Regions from separate parts of the Homo sapiens genome. Here regions 1, 2 and 4 are each linked to region 3. Evidence: chromatin loops called from intact Hi-C (ENCODE). Cell type or tissue: IMR-90. All regions are shown on one strand. Links, peaks and the distances in the headings refer to the core of each region. The heading gives the core; the rest is flanking DNA.

Region 1 (4,751 bases), core at 439-4,438, 150 kb before region 3:
AGTGCGTGGCCCATTAAAATGCATGCATTATGTATAACTCTCCCAGCTTCACCTCCAAGTATTATCAGCCTAAAAAGCAAACATGGTTTTTAAAGCCCCTTGTTTACGACATCCCATGACAGCTGATTAATGGCCACACTTTGGAGATCTGAAAGCTTAGTAACCCAAGCTAGAAAATTCAATCTTATTCTAATATAGATGGTTGGGGGGGCGGGAAGAGGAGGGGGGAGTGCAGCAAAATAGGAACAGAGCAGAGCTCTTCAAAACAGATCCAAGCAGAGAGCCATAATCACAGGAGCAGTATGAGCTGGGGCTTCTCACAGGGCATTGTCTGCGTTTCTTAGGGCTGCCACAGAAAATTACCACAAACTTAGTGGCTTAACACAACAGAAATGCAACCTCTTACAGCTCTGGAGGCCACAAGTCTGAAATCAAAGTGTCAGGAGCACCAGGCTCCCTCTGAACGCTCCAGGGGAGAACCGTTCTTTCCTCTTCCAGCTTCTGGGGGCTCCTGGAGATCCTTGGCTTGTGGCTACATCACTCAGATCTCTGCCTCTGTCTTCATTTCCCTTCCTCCTTGTGTCTCAGCATCTTTTCTGTTGCTTATGAGGACACTTGTCATTGGATTTAGGGACCAGCCTAATGCAGAATGATCTCACCTTGAGATCCTTACCTTAGTTGCATCTGCAAAAACCTTTATTCCAAATAAGGTCACATTCTGAGGTTCCAATAGACAGAACTTGTGAAGGGACTCCATTCAACCACCAACCTGCTGCAGGTTTCTTCCAGCTCCCAGCATGGCCCTCCTTTTCTTACGACAGTCTTGGGACCAACCAGGCCTGCAGATTCTACCGGATCCAAGGAAACTCAGCCATCTATTCACACTTGCGCATCCTCCCTGCCACCTCCTTAACTCTGGCTTCAGCCAACCTCAGCACTAATGTCTCTGCTGCGTCACTCACCCCCTTCCAGTGTGTCCCTTTTAAGGAGCCCATCTGGTCCTGTTGCTTCTCCTCTTGGCGACACAATTGCTACCATGGCATCTTACACTTCGCCTTCATAGCCTCTTGCAGCACTTCATTAGTAGAGTTCCTTGTTTTGTCAACACTTACATGTTGGACTGTTATGGCTAGCCTGACCAAATCCCTCCTGTAGCAGTTAAAAAACTCCACCCACCAGGCACAGCCCTGCATGATGGGTCCCGCCTCTCCATCTCAGCCTCCTCTCCTTCCCTCCTCTCCCCTGATCACTCAATGGGCTCCAGCCACAGCAGCCTCCTTCTATTCCTTCAGAATGCAAGCCCAGACCTACCTCAGGGCCTTTGCACATGCTGTTTGCTCCACTGGAAATGCTCTTTCTCCAAATCTTCCCCATCTGGCTTAGGTGCACCAAGCAGGACTCAGTTCAAATGGCACCTGCTGGGAGAGGCCTTTCCTGACCCTCTTTCCACCAGTCCCCAGACCAATCACTCTTCCCCTCTTTTGTTATCTTCATTGCAATTGTCACTGTCCCAGGTCATCTGGCACCTCTGGTTTCATTTTCATTTTGGTTTTGGTTGCTTTCTGATTTATTCTCTGTCCTCCCCAGCTAAAAAAGTAAGCTTTCTGAGGATAGGGACCTTGACTATCTCATTCTCTACTCTCTCCCCGTGGCCTAGGATGCTGCCCCATCACCTCTGCCATCTGTTGGATGAGCAATGAGTGTTTGTCTTCCACAAATTCTATAAACTCCATGACAGGATTAGTGTGATTAGTGTGTCTGTGTCCCTGGAGCCTTGCTCAGTTTCCAGGACAGAGCAAGCTCTTAATAAATTCACTGCCTGTAGCTCTCTCTGTGTTACAGGTGAGAAAGCACCCTTTGGAGAACTTCTAAGATCATCCAGGTTTTCATCTAAAGGCAGCACTGTCAGCTTCTCTCTCTCTCTTTCTCTCTCTCTCTCTCACAAATACACACACACACTCTCTTTCTCATACACACAGTCTCTCTCTGTCTCTCTCTCACACACACACAGTCTCTCTCTGTCTCACACACACACACTTCTCTCTCACACACACATACACACACTGTCTCTCAAAAACACACACACAAACACACACACATTCTCTCTCACACAAACACACATGCACACACAGTCTCTCACACACACACATACACAAACTGTCACTCACACACACACACATACACACATACACACACACATACTCTGTCTCTCTCTGTCTCTCTCTCTCTCCTTGGAAGTCCCCTACATTTATTCACATGTTCATTTTGCAACATTTACTGTGCGCTTGCTGTGACTCAGGCTCTACTCTGACCCTGGAGGTGCGATGCTGAGCAAGCCAGTGCAGCCCTACCCTTGCAGAGCTGACATCCTGGTGGAGACACCCCTTTTTGTCTGTACCTATCCTAAACCATCTCTGGCAGAGCAGCAAAACACATCCCTTTTCTAAGTCTTAGTTTCCTTACTGTCTGATGGGGGCAAAATCTAACCTATCAGGCTGGAAGCCCCAGGGCCAAATATGAGATCTGAGAAATTATTTTGGAAAGGAGAGGCCCCATAGTGTCTCTAGCCTGTCCCTTTTCCTAGTCCCCCTCTGCTCTCTGACTACACCCTCTCCTGTCTCTGCCCATGTCCTAGTGTCCCCATTAGATGAACAGACCTGAACTCAAACCCACCTCTGTGTGCGAACATAAAAAAAATCACCTAGCCTTGCAAAGCCTGCACTTCCTCGTCTGCAAGATGGAGATAATATTGTCTACACACCGGTGTGGGAAGGATAGAACGGGACATGCTTCATAAAGTTCCTGGCAGTCTCCAGGCACTCAGTCATGTTTCTGCTCCCCTGGAATACCCTCATTCCTCCAACTGCCTAATGCCTGCCCATCCCTCAAAGTCCAAGCCAAGTGCCTCTCTTGAGAAGCCCCCTGACCCCCTTCCTGGAGTCCCTCACATGCCCACCTTCTGTCCACACTGCCCAACCCTGTTAGCCACTCTCCGTTTTCCTCCAGGGCACACGTTTGGAGCAATAATCAGACCAGTCCTCAGCATCCCCTACAGTGCCTGATGCTGCTGGACATCACTGATGTGCCCCGGCAGGGGCTCAGACAGAATTTTGATTCACATTTGCTCCCTGACCACCTACTCCCACCAGGCACTGTGCCAGGTTCTGGGGGCACAGCAATGATGTGGTTTCCAAGCCAAAGGCACTCACATCTAGGAAAGACACAGACACACTAGCAAACCCCTCCCGTGCAGTGTTGCACAGGAGAAATTGGGAGGCCTTCCTAGAAGAGCAGAGCTTTCAAGGAGACTTTCTTGGCTGAGTGAAAACATTCACTGTATCAATGTGTTCCTGGAAAGGTTCACAGGGATTAGCGTTTCCACTGGCATCTACCGTCAGTCCACGAGTCCTTAATCCTGACTTCTTAATTGGTGACGGCTAGGTTCTGGTTGTCTGGTCCCTGGTTCTTGATCATGTAATTTAAGATTTGTAAACACACAAATGGGATGGAGTCAGAGACTGTTTACTTCTGGGACCCTTCGTGCCAGTAGGAGGGTTGCTGACCTGAGTCACCCCTTCCTTACTAGGTTTGTTTGAAAAACTAGAATTGTATTGCTTATATATTTTCCAAAACACTCAAAAGGCAGAATGTTTGTCTTGAAAGCTCTTTCTTATCCAGTAAGAAAATATTTTATCCACACATCAATGTCATTTTCCCCATTTGTTGGAGAGGAAGCTGAGACAGAGGGAGGACTGACGGGCCCAGGTTTCCCCAGTGGATCAGTGCTGGGCCAGGACTAGAACCAGGCGCCTGTTGTGCAGCCCAGGACTCTACCTGCATCCTCTGCCCTCACACCAGGGCCCCTGGGAGAGGAGGCATTGCTGTGGGTTTGTCTTAATCAACTCTTTCCTGCCTCCCTGAGAGGAAGGCCTTCTCCCTTCCCAGCCAGTGGGGAAGAGCAGCCCTTCCACCTTCTGAAGGCCAGGGAGGGAGGCGAGGTGGCGCTGAGGGATGAAAGCAGAGCTCCCAGGGAGGTCTGTGAACTGATGGAGGGTTGGTGCCACTGTGCTTGGGAGGCAGTCATTTAGCTTAATAACTGTGAATTGGGGGCTGCAGCCATGACACAGCCATCCCCGGCCCCCCACAGGGAGACTGCTGAGCTGAGCTCTTAGCAGGGCCACCCCTCCCAGGGTGCCCTTTGTGGGAAGAACAGCAATTGCCTGCTTTTGATGTCTGTTCTTATCTAGTCACTGGAGCCGCAGCCCTAACAGTCATCTCCTGGCGCCTGTCCCAAATGCAGGAGCCATTCCTACCACCCCTGCTGGTCCCTGCAGGCCCCAGGGTCTGTGTCGTCAGGATGTGCCACAGTGCTGGCCAAACTGGGTGCAGCTCCAGTGGTGCAGGCTCACATGCAATCTGCCCACCAGCAGAAGAATGACAGCAGCCAGGTGGTGAAACCAGGGCCCTGAGCATAAAACCCAACCTCCTGGGCTGGCACTCGAGATTTTGCCATTCTCCAACCCCAGCCTGGCTTCCAGCAGTCCTGGCTATGCTGTTCTCCTTGTCTAGAATGCCGCAGCCCTTACCCACTGCCATATCCAAGCCCTCTATCAAATCCCAGTCCTAGAGTCTGCCACCAGGAAGCCTTCCATGATTGCTCCAGGCCGCCAAGCTGTCCCTCTCCTGTGAATGGCAATAAAACTTTCTATCTGTCCCACTTACTTCAGACTTATGACATACATGTCTTATTC
Region 2 (4,751 bases), core at 427-4,426, 710 kb before region 3:
CTTTCTTTCTTTCTTTCTTTCTTTCTTTCTTTCTTTCTTTCTTTCTTTTTTTTCTCTTTCACAGGGTCTTAAGGGTCTTGCTCTGTTGCCCAGGCTGGACTGCAGTGGTGAGATCATAGCTCACTGCAGCCTCAACCTCCCAGGCTCAAATGATCTTCCCACCTCAGCACCCCCAGTAGATGGGACTATAGGCATGCACCATCACACCTGGCTAATTTTTGTATTTTTGGTAGAGACAGGGTCTTGCCATGTTGCCCAGGGTGGTGTCGAACTCCTAGGCTCATGCAATTCTCTCACCTTGACCTCCCAAAGTACTGGGATTACAGGTGTGAGCCCCACACCCAGCCCCTTTACACTGTTTATTTTTCTAATGCTCTTGTTTGGGGACTTTTACACTTATTCCAGAACATGCAGTCAGCACCCAGTGACTATCTGTGGAAGGAGCGAACCAAGGAATGATGTCTCCAGCTCCAGTGCTCCAGAGTTTCAGATGTGGCTCTGTTTCATCCCCATCCTGGCTGCTCTGGTTCAGAGAACTTGGGTGGCAGACTCACTGCCAGCAGTGGGGAGCAGCCCCTGCCCCACACGGGCCCAGCCTCAAGGTCCCGGAGTAAGCACTTCTTGCTCCAAGCCATCTTCTAGAGAGATGGGAGACAGGGAAGCTAGGAGCTTCTACCACCATCTGAGTCACTGTGGATGGAGAGAGCCGCTGGAGAGACAGGAGTGCAAGGGCCTGGCGTGGCTCTGCAGCTCTGGAGACGTGGGACAGGCCACTTGCCTTTCAGGGGTGCTATGGCAGAGCCTACCCCGTTGGCCTTCTCAGCAGTTTGCCTTATGTCTAAAGCTTCCTGGGCCTGCAGCACAGGGTGCTAGTTTTGCCTATGGGGGCAGCCAACCCTCTACCAATTAGGTTAGAGTTGGTGGTGTACAACCCATTCCTCAGCGGGTCAGCCTGAGACATGTCCTCCCCAGCCTTGCAGACTGTCCCGAGGGGGAGTGAAATATAAAGATGACCTATTTACGAATCCATCCTTTACATGCTTGTCTTTGTTCACTGTCTTGATATCGGTGTTCCCACTGTGCCTCCACGGCCTCCTGCCTCCTGTGTTCTTGGCTCCTTCTCAGCCTGGCTGCCTGGCCCTCACCCTGAGCCTGGGGAGAAGTCAGGACCTTTCACTTGCCGGCTCTGGGTTATACGATGATCTTCTGTTCCCAGGATTCAGCCTTTTGCCTAACAGGAGGACCAGGAAGTGAGAAAAAAAATTAAACAGCTTTGGGCTGGCTTTGGGAGGAGTGGCAGGGAGCTCCCTCCAGCCTCCTGTGAAATGGGTGTGCTGGCTTTATATTTCGAGAGAATGCTGTCGGACGAACGGGTAAAGGGCTGACTCATCAGTTGTTAATGGCCCTAACACCCAGCATCTGCGAGCCCTCCTGGGACGTCGTCGTAGGGTGATTTGCTTTTCAGGGCTCTGACATCAGAGGCCTTGTCTCTGTCTGCTGGAGTGTGTCATGCTCTCGCTCTTCGCAGGAAAACTGCTTAATGCTATGGCAAAAGAAAAGTAATAAAATATTCATTTGCCAAGGCTAGAGGGTGGAAGCTATCGAATCCTCCAGGAGAAGGAGTCCTAAATTAAAGACACGCACAGACCCGGATGAAAGCACATGGCCACACAGCAGACATTCTTAGGCACACAGCACGTATAGGAAAAACAGCCTCCCATGTACCCAAAAGCATCTGCCTGTGCACACACAAAGCCCTGCGTGTGCAAGCACACATGTACCCATCACACACCTATGCAATACACAAGCCTGCACTAACGACACACCCACGTCACGATGTGAAGACACACGCACATTGCACAAGCCTGTGGAACCCTGCTCCATACACACACACGCACACACCTATACCTATTCCCTCACCGTTGTAATTAAAAGTGACATCTTCCTAGCTCATCTACTGGGGGCGGGAGAGCCCATCAAACCGGCCCTGACTTTTGAACAATAGCCGCCTGTCTGGCTGTCCCGAGGAAGCCTGGCTCTGTCAGGCAGAAAGCAGATGCCGTGCTGGGGGAAACAGGGGAAGTGTGACTCAGAGGTGAGTTACACAACTTGGTTCTGCCTGTCTGCTGTGCCCAGGAGGAGGATGGGGGAAGCTAGCAAATGGGAAAGCTGAGAGGCTGCTGCACTTCTGGAAGTTTCCACATCATCAGCCTGGAGGAGGCTGAGGCTCCCCGAGGGTGGCATGAGGAGGCTGCTGCGCTGTCATGAGCAGGAACACATGTGCTTGATCACATGGGGCGCCTTCCCTCAGAGGGAGGGGTGCTGTGGCTGTCACCTTCTCGCTAAGGTTATAGCCTTCCGCTGACCTGCTCCTGCCCATCTGGCCTGCTGCCACAGGGCACCACCACGCCTATGTAGACAACAGGTTGGCCCCAGGCTTGGGTTGTGGACACACAAGTTGGCCTGCATCTATAAAGATGCTGCCTACTGATGGTTCTAGAAGCCCTGACGGAGTAGCTTATAACTAGAGGATTGGTGCCCAGACCTGAGATTTTGGAAACGATCCCAGCTCACAGATTTCCTGAGAATGACAATGTCCTGGCTCCCTGGGATGTTTTTTTGTTTTCTGTTTTTTGTTTTGTTTGTTTGTTTGTTGTTGTTTTTTCATACCATCTATTCTACAAACATTGACCAAACATTGACTAAGGGCTAGGGCCTTGGGTAACATAGCTGGTTGCTGGAAGGATCTCACAGTCTGTGAGGGAGGCAGGCAAGGGCCAAAAGTGACTGCAATTTGCTCGTGGAGCAGCTGACTCTAACTGGTTTTGGAAGGTTGAGTTGGCTGGGTAAAGAAAGAGGTATGGATGTGAGTGGGTGGGAGATGGGAGGATAGGAGGGTGTCAAAGAGGGAGAGTTAAATTCTGAGGAGAGGAGTAGCATTCTCACAAAACTGCTTTCCTACACAGATCACTGTAGACCCGGGCTGGCAAAGTACAGCTCACAGGTCAAATCTGGTTCACTTTCTGTTTTTGTAAATAAAGTTTTATTGGAACCCAGCCATGCCCATTCATTTCTTATCTCCAGAAAACTTGAGTAGTCACAGCATGGCCCTCAAATCCCAAAATATTTATGATCTGAGTCTTTACAGAAAAAGTCTGTCTGTGTTCTAGACCCATCCATGAATTCTGGAACCCAACGCAGAATTCCAGAACCAATCACAAAATTTCTACAGCCTACTGTAGTAGTCCAGAATCCAGCATGGTTTTCTAGAGCTCCCTGGAAGAGTGACATTTGTATAGGGATTTAGAAGTTTACAGTGAGCTTTTGCATCAATTATCCCATTTAATCCTCCAACAAGCCTGTGTGAGGTTAATGGTAATTTTATCCCAATTTTGCAGATGAAAAAACTAAGACAAAGGGAAATTAAGGGACTTGCTGAAGACCGCATGGCTGGGAGACGGCTGAGGTCAGGCAGCCTGATTCTAACATTCCATGCTTTTTCCGCTGTATTATCCTACAGATGTTTCTCCGTCACACACTGCACTACTTAGCTGCCCTCCCTGACAGTCATTTCCCCCTTCTTTCTAACTCCCACTGCCACCGAGGAAGTCTTTGGAAGTCTTTTGTCCACTGTGGTGTGTTAGTGGGGAGACAGGGTTTGGAGAAGCATCAAATTTCCTTTCCGCATCTGTTTGCTGGTGCCCAGTGTACCCTGGGATGCTAACTAACAGTGACAGCTGATCTTCAATCGGCTGGCATGTGAGAAGAACCACTGGGTCAGGTAATTCCAGTTCACCTCTTCAGAACTGCATCCAGGAGGCAGCCCCGGGTGGCAGGGATGGTCCTGCCGGAGCTGCTGGGCACTCCTGTGGGGGATGTGATGGAATCTGCCACGTCCCTCACCTACCCACCCCAAGCAGGGGCAGGCACCCTGAACGACCCCTTCTGAACACAGGGCTTGCAGCCTCCTTGCTCATTGGTGTACACAGGAGCTGCTCTTAATGGAATTACACCTCATTTATTAGATACGAGGACCTAAGATGTGGCTGTGTTATATTAGGCGAATTCTGAAGGCTCCCACCCCTGGACACACACACACACACACACACACACACACTCATTTCCTGCAGCTCTGAGGGCTGCTGGCTGGAGCTCTGCATGCTGTGGGTAGCACATTTAACTCGATAACATATAATATACGATGGGATCATATTTAACAAGGAAAACAGGGCCCGAATGGACAGAGGAGCAGTGTGGCTGGGTTGCCATGGAAACCCCTTGTTCGGAATTTCCTGACTCCTAGGAGATTACATTTTCAACCTTAATGCTGTATTAACATAAGCTTTGGCACTTAATGTCTCTGTTTTTCACCTCCCCTCTCTCCCTTGCTTACAGGCAAAAGCAAGCAGCAGAGATGAGCCAGGGAGGAGGAGAGAGGCTGCATTTCATGATCTGGTCAAAACCAGCCATGGCACCCAGACAAGGTGCTCTGCAGCTTTCAAAGTGCATCACATCCATTATCTTCTGTGACCCACAGACAGGTCAGCAAAGCTGGCTGGTGTGAGGTCACCAAGCCCCGTGCAGGTTGCTCCTCACATACCTCTTGCATCCACTCCTTCTTCTCCGTCGCATGCCACTGCCCTTGTCATCTCTCACGGGGCTGTTGCAATAGCTTCCTGCTTGTTTCCCTGCTCCCAGCCTGCGCCCTCTGTCCCCTCTTGCTGCCTGAGTGATCTTTCTGCACTGCAAAT
Region 3 (4,751 bases), core at 534-4,533:
GCTGAAAGGATCCCTATGAAGCAACCATTTTCTTCCTGCTGTGGCAAAGACTGGTCATTGTCCCCCAAAACTGTGCTCCCACATCTGCCTGAGCTGGAACAAGCCTATATTTCCCAGCCCACCTCACAGTTATTAGGTGTTGCAGGAGACTAAGTCCCAGCCGATGGAAGAGGAGCAGAAAAAACACAGGTGACTTCTGGTCTGGCCTTTGTGGAGAGTGGGTGGCCTCCCACAGGCCCCAGTACTAGGGCAAGGTGCTCTTAGGGTCAAGGAGATGCTGACCTTGCACTAGCACCACTGTGGGTGAAGACCTCCTTGGATTTCACATGCTAAGCGCTTCATTGCCTCACCCAGTCCCAGCCCCACTGTGATGGGCAACTATCCCTCAGAATGGCACCAGCATTGGCAGCAAAGTGGAGAGAGAAAACGTCTAGGCCCTCGAAGACGCTGTTAAACTGCAGTGTCCACCAACCCTGAAGGCTCCTGGGCATCCAGGGGGTTCTTACAGGAGCTAATAAGCAACCTCACTGTTCAAGGCAGTGTAAGCTGACTTCTCAGAGACTTGCAGCAGAAGGCCTCCTCCCTAACATACCCTCTAAACCCATGACAAAGCCAGCTCAGGAGCACCAGTGGGCGATGTTTCAACTCTAGCTTCCCAGGGAACATTTCTGTACCAGTGACACGCTCTGTGAGACGACACAGGGCAATGAACTGAACAGCAGGGAAAAGGTACCCCAGACAGCATGCAGTGTTTTGTTACCTTAAAAAAGCAAGAAACAGCACTTGAGTAGCAAACGGCTCACTTGCTGTCAGAGGTGGCGTGAACTCCAGGGGAAGACGCCTGAAGCTTACTCCTTTCCCCAGCATGAATGAGCTGAAGGACTTGGGGCAAGTCATCTACCCTCTGTGCCTCATCCATAAACAGAAGAAAAAGCAGCCCGTCTTGCATGCTGCGTGAAGGTGCCAAAGGAACTGAAGAGCTCTCCTTCCCCGCTCCAAGGAGGCCTGATGGAAAGAGACATCATGTTTAACTTGTTTCCTCCACCAAGGACAGCTGCAGTTAACAATGTTTGCCTATGGGTTGGGCAATTTTTTTTTTTTTTTTTTTTTTGAGATGGACTCTCGCTCTGTCGCCCAGGCTGGAGTGCAGTGGTGCAATCGCGGCTCACTGCAACCTCCCTCTCCCAGGTTCAAGCGATTCTTCTGCCTCAGCCTCCTGAGCAGCTGGGACCACAGGTGCATGCCCCCATGCCCGGCTAATTTTTGTGTTTTTAGTAGAGACGGGGTTTCACCATATTGACCAAGCTGGTCTCGAACTCCTGACCTTGTGATCTGCCCATCTTGGCCTCCCAACGTGATTACAGGCGTGAGCCACCGCACGCGGCTGGGTTGGGCAATTTCTAACCAGACTCTCTGAATATCATCATCGACGGTGGGAGCCAGCAGAGGGCTGGACCACTCTTTTGAATCCCCTTATAACCCAGGGATGAGCACATCTATAGCGCTCTGAAAAGGCAGTTCTGGAGATTTCCTGCCCAGGCAGAGCAGTGGCTCAGCTGGGTGAGCAGTCACCGAGAGTATAGGATGCCAATCCCTGGATTAACGAGGTGAATGCCAAAGACCCTCCGAGGCAATGTATTTTTGGAAGAAATACACACTGCAGCAGAAAAGAGAACATGGTATAAATTTTCCTTCTTCCAAACAGTGCAGAATAGAAACCTATAAAAGCAAATTCTGGATGTCTGAAGATATGGACTTTTTAAAAAATCTTGTTTGAGAGATTCCACCTTACTGACTTGCACCATATCCCTGGAAATGCTTCCTTAAGTGGCTACTGGAGATGGATGTCATGTAGCAGGGTTTACAGATCCCCTGCAATCCGAGGTCCTTGAAAAGCACAAGGCAGTCTCTTCCTCAACTCCCAGGGCAGAATTTTATAGTGGAAAGAGATGTTGACAGCCACTTTCTCAGCACCACTCTCTCATCCTACAGTGTAGGAAACTGAGACCCAGAGGAGAAAGGGGTCTTGCCAGAGATCTTAAAGTGTGGTGGGGCAGAGCTAAGGCTTGAAAACAGGTCTTGGACCCAGCACTGTGGCCCCGGACCCATGCTTGTCAAAGAATAGGACAGAGGCATAGCACTGTAGGCAGAAGGCTGAAGCAGAATCGGGCTGCTGGGGTTCCCAGCCTTCGGCCCCCACCTCCCCCAATAGAAACCGCAAGCTGCCTGGCTGGGCAGCTACAAAAGGGGGAATGCTGTTTGCACAGGATCTGCAGAGACCTCGCAGCACGGATGGGTAGACATCACCATGCACATATGAACAGCAGAAAGCCCTCCAGGTTCAGCTTCCCTACGAGGGCCGAATCCTATAAACAAGATTACCACCCCCATTAGACCTTCTCTGAGAAGAAAGAGTGACCTCTCCAGTTGATCTGGCATCAAGCTTTTTTCATGCTTCCACAAGGGTAGCGGTCTTGACAACAAAGCAGACCGCTTCCACGTCTGTGCCCACAGTGCCCCCTTGTGGGAGTCTGCATAGTGCATCACACGTCTTTATTTCACCAAGTGAAAAGGCAGGGATGGGGCAGTCTACAGCACTGTCCTACCGGGTCTCCACAGCTGTCCCCCTCTGGAATATCCTCCCCTTCCCTAAGCTCAGTGGTTCTCAAACTTTAGCATGCATCTGAATCACCTGGAGAGCTTATCAAAACACAGGTTCTGGCTGGACGCGGTGGCTCACACCTATAATCCCAGCACTTTTGGAGGCCGAGGCCAGCGGATCACCTGACGTCAGGAGTTCAAGACCAGCCAGACCAACATGGTGAAATCCCATCTCTACTAAAAAGTACAAAAAAAAAAAAAATTAGCCAGGCGTGGTGGCAGGCACCAGTAGTCCCAGCTACTCAGGAAGCTGAGGTGGAGAATCGCACCCAGGAGGCGGAGGTTGCAGTGAAGCAAGATCACGCCACTGCACTCCAGCCTGGGCAACTCAAAAAAAAAAACAGGTTACCTGGCCCCACCCACAGCTTCTGATTCAGTAATTCTAGGGTGGAGCCCAAGAAATTGAATTTCTAGCAAGTTCCCTGGTGACACTGCTGCTGCTGTCCAGGACCACACCTGGAGAATCGCTGCCTCAGCTAATCACCTCCACCCATTTAAGGCTCAGGACCATTTCTAGCTCCTTGGCAAGATGTTCCACAAATGCCCCCAGGCTTATCATAGGATGCCATAGTTGTGTAACTTTAACCAAGTTCCTTAACCTCTTTGAGCCTCAATTTCCTCATCTATAAAATGGGGGTAATAGTACTTCCCTCCGAGTGCAGGTAAATGAGGCCAGGTGCAGTGGATCATGCCTGTAATCCCAGCACTTTGGGAGGCTGAGGCAGGTGGGTCACCTGAGGTCTGGAGTTCAAGACCAGCCTGGCCAACATGGAGAAACCCTGTCTCTACTATACAAAAATTAGCCAGGTGTGGTGGTACACACCTGTAATCCCAGCTACTATGGAGGCTGAGGCAGGAGAATCACTTGAACCCAGAAGGTGGAGGTTGCAGTGAGCTGAGATTGCGCCACTGGTGCAATCCAGAGCTCCAGCCTGGGTGACAGAGCGAGACTCATTCTCAAAAAAAAAAAAAAAAAAAGGTAAATGAGATAATTTGTGCAAGACTTAGCTCAGTACCTGGCACATGGTAAACAATAAATGTTAGCTATTCTGTGGTCATTAATTAGCAATAGTATTACTGTTCATCTGCCAGCTTCTTGAGGGCAGAGACAGTATTCCCATTAGAGACAGAATTCTCAGAGGCAGAACGGATCTTAGAGAAACTTCAGTCCAGCTTCCCAAGCCTGAGCTCACCTGGGAAGCTTCAGTCCAGTTTCCTGAAGCAGCCTCACCTGGGAAGCTATTAAAACATCAGGTGCTTGGGCGCTACCCAGATCTACTAACTCTGAAAACTGGGGCAAGAGGCTGGGCATTTGTTGTTTTTGAGACAGAGCCTCGCTCTGTCACCCAGGCTGGAGTGCAGTGGCATGGTCTCGGCTCACTGCAACCTCCGCCTCCTGGGTTCAAGCAATTCTCGTGCCTCCACCTCCTGAGTAATTGAGATTACAGGCACGCACCACCACGCCCAGCTAATTTTTGTATTTTTAGTAGAGATGTTTCACCATGTTGGCCAGGCTGGTCTCGAACTCCTGACGTCAAGTGATCCACCCGCCTCAGCCTCCCAAAGTGCCGGGATTACAGGTATAAGCCACCACACCCAGCCAGCATTTGTATTTTTAACAAGCCCCCAGCCTGGCCAACATGGTGAAACCCCATCTCTACTAAAAATACAAAAAATTACCCAAGCATGGTGGCAGGCGCCTGTAGTTCCAGCTACTCAGAAGACTGAGGCAGGAGAATCGCTTGAACTCAGGAGGCAGAGGTTGCAGTGAGCCAAAACAGTGCCACTGCACCCCAGCCTGGGTGACAAAGCAACACTCCATCTCACAAAAAGAAAAAAAGAAAGCCCCCACCTGCCAGGTTTCGGAATTACTCATCTAGCCCGGATAGCAGACAGACACAGGGAGGGAAATAGAAGCCCAGAAAAGGGAAGTCTTTTGCCCATCCATGGCCCCAGCTGATTGTAAGCTGAGTGGAGATCAGGAACTGTGACTCCTGATTCCTGATCTGGTCCCTTTTTCCGAGTTATTAATACTTGGGGCCAGGCGCGGTGCCTCACGACGGTAATCCCAGCACTTTGGGAGGCGGGGT
Region 4 (4,751 bases), core at 529-4,528, 1.1 Mb before region 3:
CTCGTGATCCACCCATCTCAGCCTCCAAAAGTGCTGGGATTACAGGCGTGAGCCACCACACCTGGCCAAAATGCTTTTTAATAACGACACTGTGCGGGGTCCTAGGCCAGATGGGTTGGGCGTGCGGAGATTAAAATGAAATCATTTTCTTGTGTTCAAGGAACTCTTGGTCCAAGCCCACATTTACCTACTAGATGACCATGTGCTGAGCTCCTCCTATGAGTCAGGTACTGGTCCAGGCACAGCACAGATAAGAAAATGTAGTTACATCCCCATTTTACAGATGAAGAAACTAAGGCTTGGAGGTTACAGCTTGTTGGATAGGAGCCAGCTCTAGAATCCTGGCTTTCCCTTTACAGTTTTTACTCTTGAACAGGTCCTGGGGAGGGGACAGGGTACAGGTGTGTGTGTGTGTGTGTGTGTGTGTGTGTGTATGTGTGTGTGTGTGTATGGTCTGGGTTGGCAGGGGCGTAATCAGGGCAGCTCCGCTTGCTACTTCTGTAGGTCACCCAAGCGGGAGCTGTATTTGTCCTCCTGAGTTTACCCACACAGACCCTCAGCCAGCATCCACATGACAAAGGCTCCTGGGGTCAGGGACAAACCATGGTGTGGAAGACAAGGACACAGAGAGCCCAGAGCAGGAGCAAGACAGTGCCACCTTCAGCAAGGCCATCTCAGTTCCTGGTGCCAGGCCCCATCAGAGCCAAAGGACCCTGGTGGTCTCCCAGGCACCATGTGATACCCATGCGGCAGTGAAGGCCTGGGTCCCACGTGGGGGCATGGGTGAACACTGGTAGCCAGGGTTCCAATAGAGAATTCAACTTTCACAGCCAGCCAGGACAGGGAGACCCATCCCACAAAGGCCTGGGTTGGCTCAGCTCCTAGCTGGAGGAGACAGAAGAGAAGTACAAAGAAACCTCATGCCCGGCAGGCCTTCATCCTGCTGTCGGCAGGCCACTGCCCACCAGGACAAAGGGCCACCGGTGGCCCAGGCAGCCAGCAGGGGGCGCTGTTGACAAACCTAAGTGACCTGGGGGCCAGACCTGCACACTGTGGAGGTTCCAGGTGTGCTTCCAGGCCCTCCGTCCTCTCCCTCACTCCAGTGAGCACCCAGGTGTCCCCAGCCAGGATGGACTTCGAGTGGGCTTCTCTGGTTTCCTGGCCTTGGTTTCCCCATCTGCAGAACAGGATGCTGCAGAGGGGCAAGTCAGTGACCCATAAGGGTCTACCTCTCAAGAGGAACTTTCTCCTGACATTGTGTCCGGGGGCAGAGCCCGGTGGGCCTTGATAAATGCTTGTTGCCTGGAAGCCCCAAGCAGGCACAGGAGCTTAGATCCACCCAGCTGGCGACCACAGGGCTCAGAGGCAGTTCTTTTCTGTTTAGTCATAGCGGGGGCCCAGGTCCTGCTTTAAGAAGTTAACAGCAAACTGGGAGATGGGACTGTCCACCTTCGGGCTGGCCCCACGTGGGGTCACGGGCAGTCTTGTCTGGAGGCCGGCGGCTGGACTGAACTGGCTTCTGGACAGAAAGATTCCTGGAATATTAAGGGCCGAAGGTGCTTTCAGGTCCCCTATCTACCCGCTCTGCCTCAACTGGTTTTACTCTGAGGAGCCTGGGGCCCATCAGTGTTTTGTTCAAGGCCAAGGGGCACTGGGCTGGGTCCAGGTCCCAGGGGGGCTTTGCTCCCAGGCAGGGCTGCAGCTCACAGGAACCGAGGGGTGAGTGTCTGGGCTTGCAACACCTGTGAGACCCAAGGGTGGGTAGATGGATGGCAGGAGGGACATCGCAGACCACAGGGACAGCGCTGTGTCCTGTGTTTCTTAATAAAAGAACAAATGGCTAGCGGATTATGGAGGCACCTACAGGTGAGGTGACATTTTTAAACTGTTGAGGTCAATGATGGAGAACTGCGGTTACTAACCCCAGGAATGGAGGAGATGGAGGCTCCAGTCTCTGGAGTAAAAGGGTCAAAGGCCTAGAGAGCAAAGGGTCTCAGGCATAAAGAGAGGAAGGGTGCGCTGAGGGAGGCATGCAAGAGACAGCTTGTTGAGGGGCAGGCTGGGATCTTCCATTTGTTCTACACCTGCTATGTTCAGGCACCAGGCCAGGCCCTATGCAGTGCTAATTTTCTTCATCCTTAAAAGGCTCAGAGAGGTGAAGCAAATTGCCCAAGGTGACACAGCCGGAAAGCTGCTGGGCTGAGATTCAAACCCTCTACCTTTCCAGCTGTTAATGTGCTGTTCTTTGCACTCCCCATGACTGGCAGTCAGAGCTTCCTGGTAGTCCCCACCTCCGGCTGTGACTGGGCCCCAGGAGATGACCTTCTTGTTCCACCCAACCTGCCCAAATCCAGTCACTTACATCACTGGGCTCCCTGCACACCGGCCACCTTTGGGAGGTGACACGCACCTGGTGGCCAGCAGAGGTCGCCCTTCGCCACAAGAGCGCCACTCAGCTGGGCCGCTGCCTCCGCCTCCGGGCTCCTGGACTCCTTTAAGCCTTTACAAGTCGCTACAAATCCTCCGTGGCTGCAGCTCTATAGCCGGAGAGGCCGGGCTCCCGCCCAACAGATCACTGTCGGCCTGGCCCCAGGTGCACCCGTGGCCTCAGCCCTTCCTACTGCCCCTGAATGGGGGGTGAGACCAAGCAGGCTACCCCCATCCCGGCTCAGGACCCCCGCCATGTCTCCTGGTCAGAGCAGCCAGGAGCCATGCAAAGCTAATCAGCATGGGGGATCAGGACCCTGCTTTGCTGAGTGAATAGGGCAGAGAGCTGGACCTCCATTTCGCTGTCTGCAAAGCACAGGATCGGGCTGGCCAGCCTTTGGCAGCCTGTCAAATACCAGCCTCTTAGGATTCCCTGTGAGGAGCTCCGGCTGTTCAGAAAACACCATCCCCACAAGAGGAGAATGCCTGCTTTTGAAGCTGCAAAGCCTGTCCCAAGGCAGGTCCATGGGGAGGCTGAAGGCCCGGCAGCCCCGGGAGCTGTTCTTCCAGGGCAGCCCAAGGCCAAGACGCTGCCCCTTTCACAGCTCTGTGCTTCTTCTTGCACCTTACGCTTGGCTGGGCTTAGTTGGGCAAATGGAAGTTTTTGGATGGTAACATGGGGTCAGCTCGGTCTTCCCAACTCCCGTGGGACGTCTTTCGGGACCAAGCTTCCATTTACACTTCTCACCACCCAGCAGAGCGAGGGTGTCTATGCTTAGCGGCGCCTGGTGCAGAAGACTAGTTCAAGAAAAGTTAGCGGCTATTATGTATAGAGGGCTGCTTGGAGGATAGAACGTTGAGAGCTGAAAAGGCCTGGGAACACCTGCCTCATGCCCTCATGCAGCAGGGTGGGAAGCGGAGGTGGGGAGAGGAAGAGGACACGGAGGGCATCGTGAGCAGAGCTGGGCTGGAGCCCCTCTGACAGGTCCAAATAGAGCCCTGGATATCTCTGGGCTGCCAAGTCAGCAAGGAGAGAAGCATCTCAACGGTCTCAACGGCTGGGGGAGGCAAACAGCCCTCAGGGGGCTCCTCACTGGACACAGGGATGAGGTGCTTCTAGCTGCCCCACAGAAATGTGGAGCTCCACAGGCAGCTAGCTCCCAAGGGTGGCAGCCAACCGAACAGTCAGCTGTCCCAACACAAGTGTTTTATTTCCCACCTTTGAGGCCTCACTAGTTCATCAGTCCACATAATGCACACGCACCCAGAGAGAGGCGTCTGCACAGCACACGTGTGCATAGGCACATACACATGTGACCCCTTGCATACTTCACAGCAGGTATGTGCACATGCTGGATGCCAACACAGATGCACTTGAGCACACACATCTCATGACAGCTTGCACAGGCAAGTGGGGGTCCCCGGGGAGCTGTGTGAGCAGTGGTGTGCAGAAATGATTCAATCACCATGCACATCTGCAGCTTAGGTCCCCTGGGGCAAGCGGTGCCAGTGGCAGGAGTGGGCAGCTCTGCCTACAGCCCGCGAGCAGAGGCTGCGTTCCAAGACACAGCCAGAAGGGAAAGCCTAGGGGTCCAGAGGACATCCCAGACAGCCCCTTCATCAGCCTTAGACTCCCAAAGGGACAAACTTCATGAGCCCTGGGCTCAGCAATGACCTGCCAACCTGCACATGTCAGCATCAGTTGGGATCCTTTTCGGCCTGGCCCCTAGCCCTCACTACTCTCAGTCACATCCCTTGTCCCCAACGTGGGGCTGCTCCCTGCCTCCCGGACTGTGCTCTGAAGATCGCACCTCCATGTCTTTGCCTCTGACTGTCCCTCTGCCCGCAATGCCTGGACACCTCCCATCCATCAGGGTATGGCTCAACTGTCACTCTTTCGTGCTCTTTCTTGGTTTCCATCCCTATCCCCTCCATGTCGCTGTCACACACCCCCATCGTAGCAGCACTAGATGAGGGCTGACTCCTTGCAACTGTCTCTCCATCAGCTGGAATGTCTTCCAGTTACAGATCCCTTAGTCTAGCCCAGGGCTCCGTACTCAGCAGGTACTCATTAGATGGGTGAACAGGCAGGTGGACGCACGCCCATTGCTGGGTGTACATGAGAACCAGGGTGGTGAGAGCTGAAAAACCCATCACCCAGCCATAATCAGAAGATCCTAGGACTCAGAGAGACACTGGTTACCCCGTTGAGGGTTCCCAAAGAGAGATACATGTACTTCTGGTGGGATAACGATGACTTTAGAAGGTCCATGGACAAACCTTTTACATTCTCATAGTGAAGTTTTTGGACTGATGAGTTCATG

The links. Hi-C counts contacts between places; a loop is a spot of excess contacts. Peaks named below come from ENCODE experiments on the same cell type or tissue, not always from the same donor. Only the 100,000 strongest peaks of a DNase experiment are listed, where the experiment ranks them.
Region 1: a loop joins it to region 3, with 4 times the contacts of the local background. A loop is called at or near these places in 4 of 110 quality-filtered maps.
Region 2: a loop joins it to region 3, with 5 times the contacts of the local background. A loop is called at or near these places in 3 of 110 quality-filtered maps.
Region 4: it touches region 3 in a loop (10-fold over the local background); 99 of 110 quality-filtered maps call a loop at or near these places.

What each region holds. Positions count from the first base shown.
Region 1 is chr10:78,194,621-78,199,371 of GRCh38, reverse strand. No RefSeq gene overlaps it. Among named protein-coding and RNA genes, the nearest start is that of LINC00856, 52 kb to the left of the region's middle. In IMR-90, for the core only: no CTCF peak of the experiment used is centred there; a DNase peak (open chromatin) is centred at 2,261; H3K27ac peaks cover 394 bases.
Region 2 is chr10:78,754,351-78,759,101 of GRCh38, reverse strand. No RefSeq gene overlaps it. Among named protein-coding and RNA genes, the nearest start is that of ZMIZ1-AS1, 310 kb to the left of the region's middle. RefSeq lists enhancers at 231-868, 869-1,507, 2,147-2,785. In IMR-90, for the core only: no CTCF peak of the experiment used is centred there; DNase peaks (open chromatin) are centred at 1,441, 2,111 and 4,211; H3K27ac peaks cover 752 bases.
Region 3 is chr10:78,045,235-78,049,985 of GRCh38, reverse strand. It overlaps a transcript of RPS24 not described here. Among named protein-coding and RNA genes, the nearest start is that of RPS24, 14 kb to the right of the region's middle. RefSeq lists an enhancer at 2,357-2,416. In IMR-90, for the core only: a CTCF peak has its summit at 2,513 (motif pointing left); a DNase peak (open chromatin) is centred at 2,495.
Region 4 is chr10:79,193,294-79,198,044 of GRCh38, reverse strand. All of the region lies in intron 4 of ZMIZ1 (zinc finger MIZ-type containing 1), which reads right to left. Among named protein-coding and RNA genes, the nearest start is that of ZMIZ1, 130 kb to the right of the region's middle. RefSeq lists an enhancer at 2,151-2,240. In IMR-90, for the core only: CTCF peaks have their summits at 996 (motif pointing right) and 2,422 (motif pointing right); a DNase peak (open chromatin) is centred at 2,474; H3K27ac peaks cover 1,305 bases.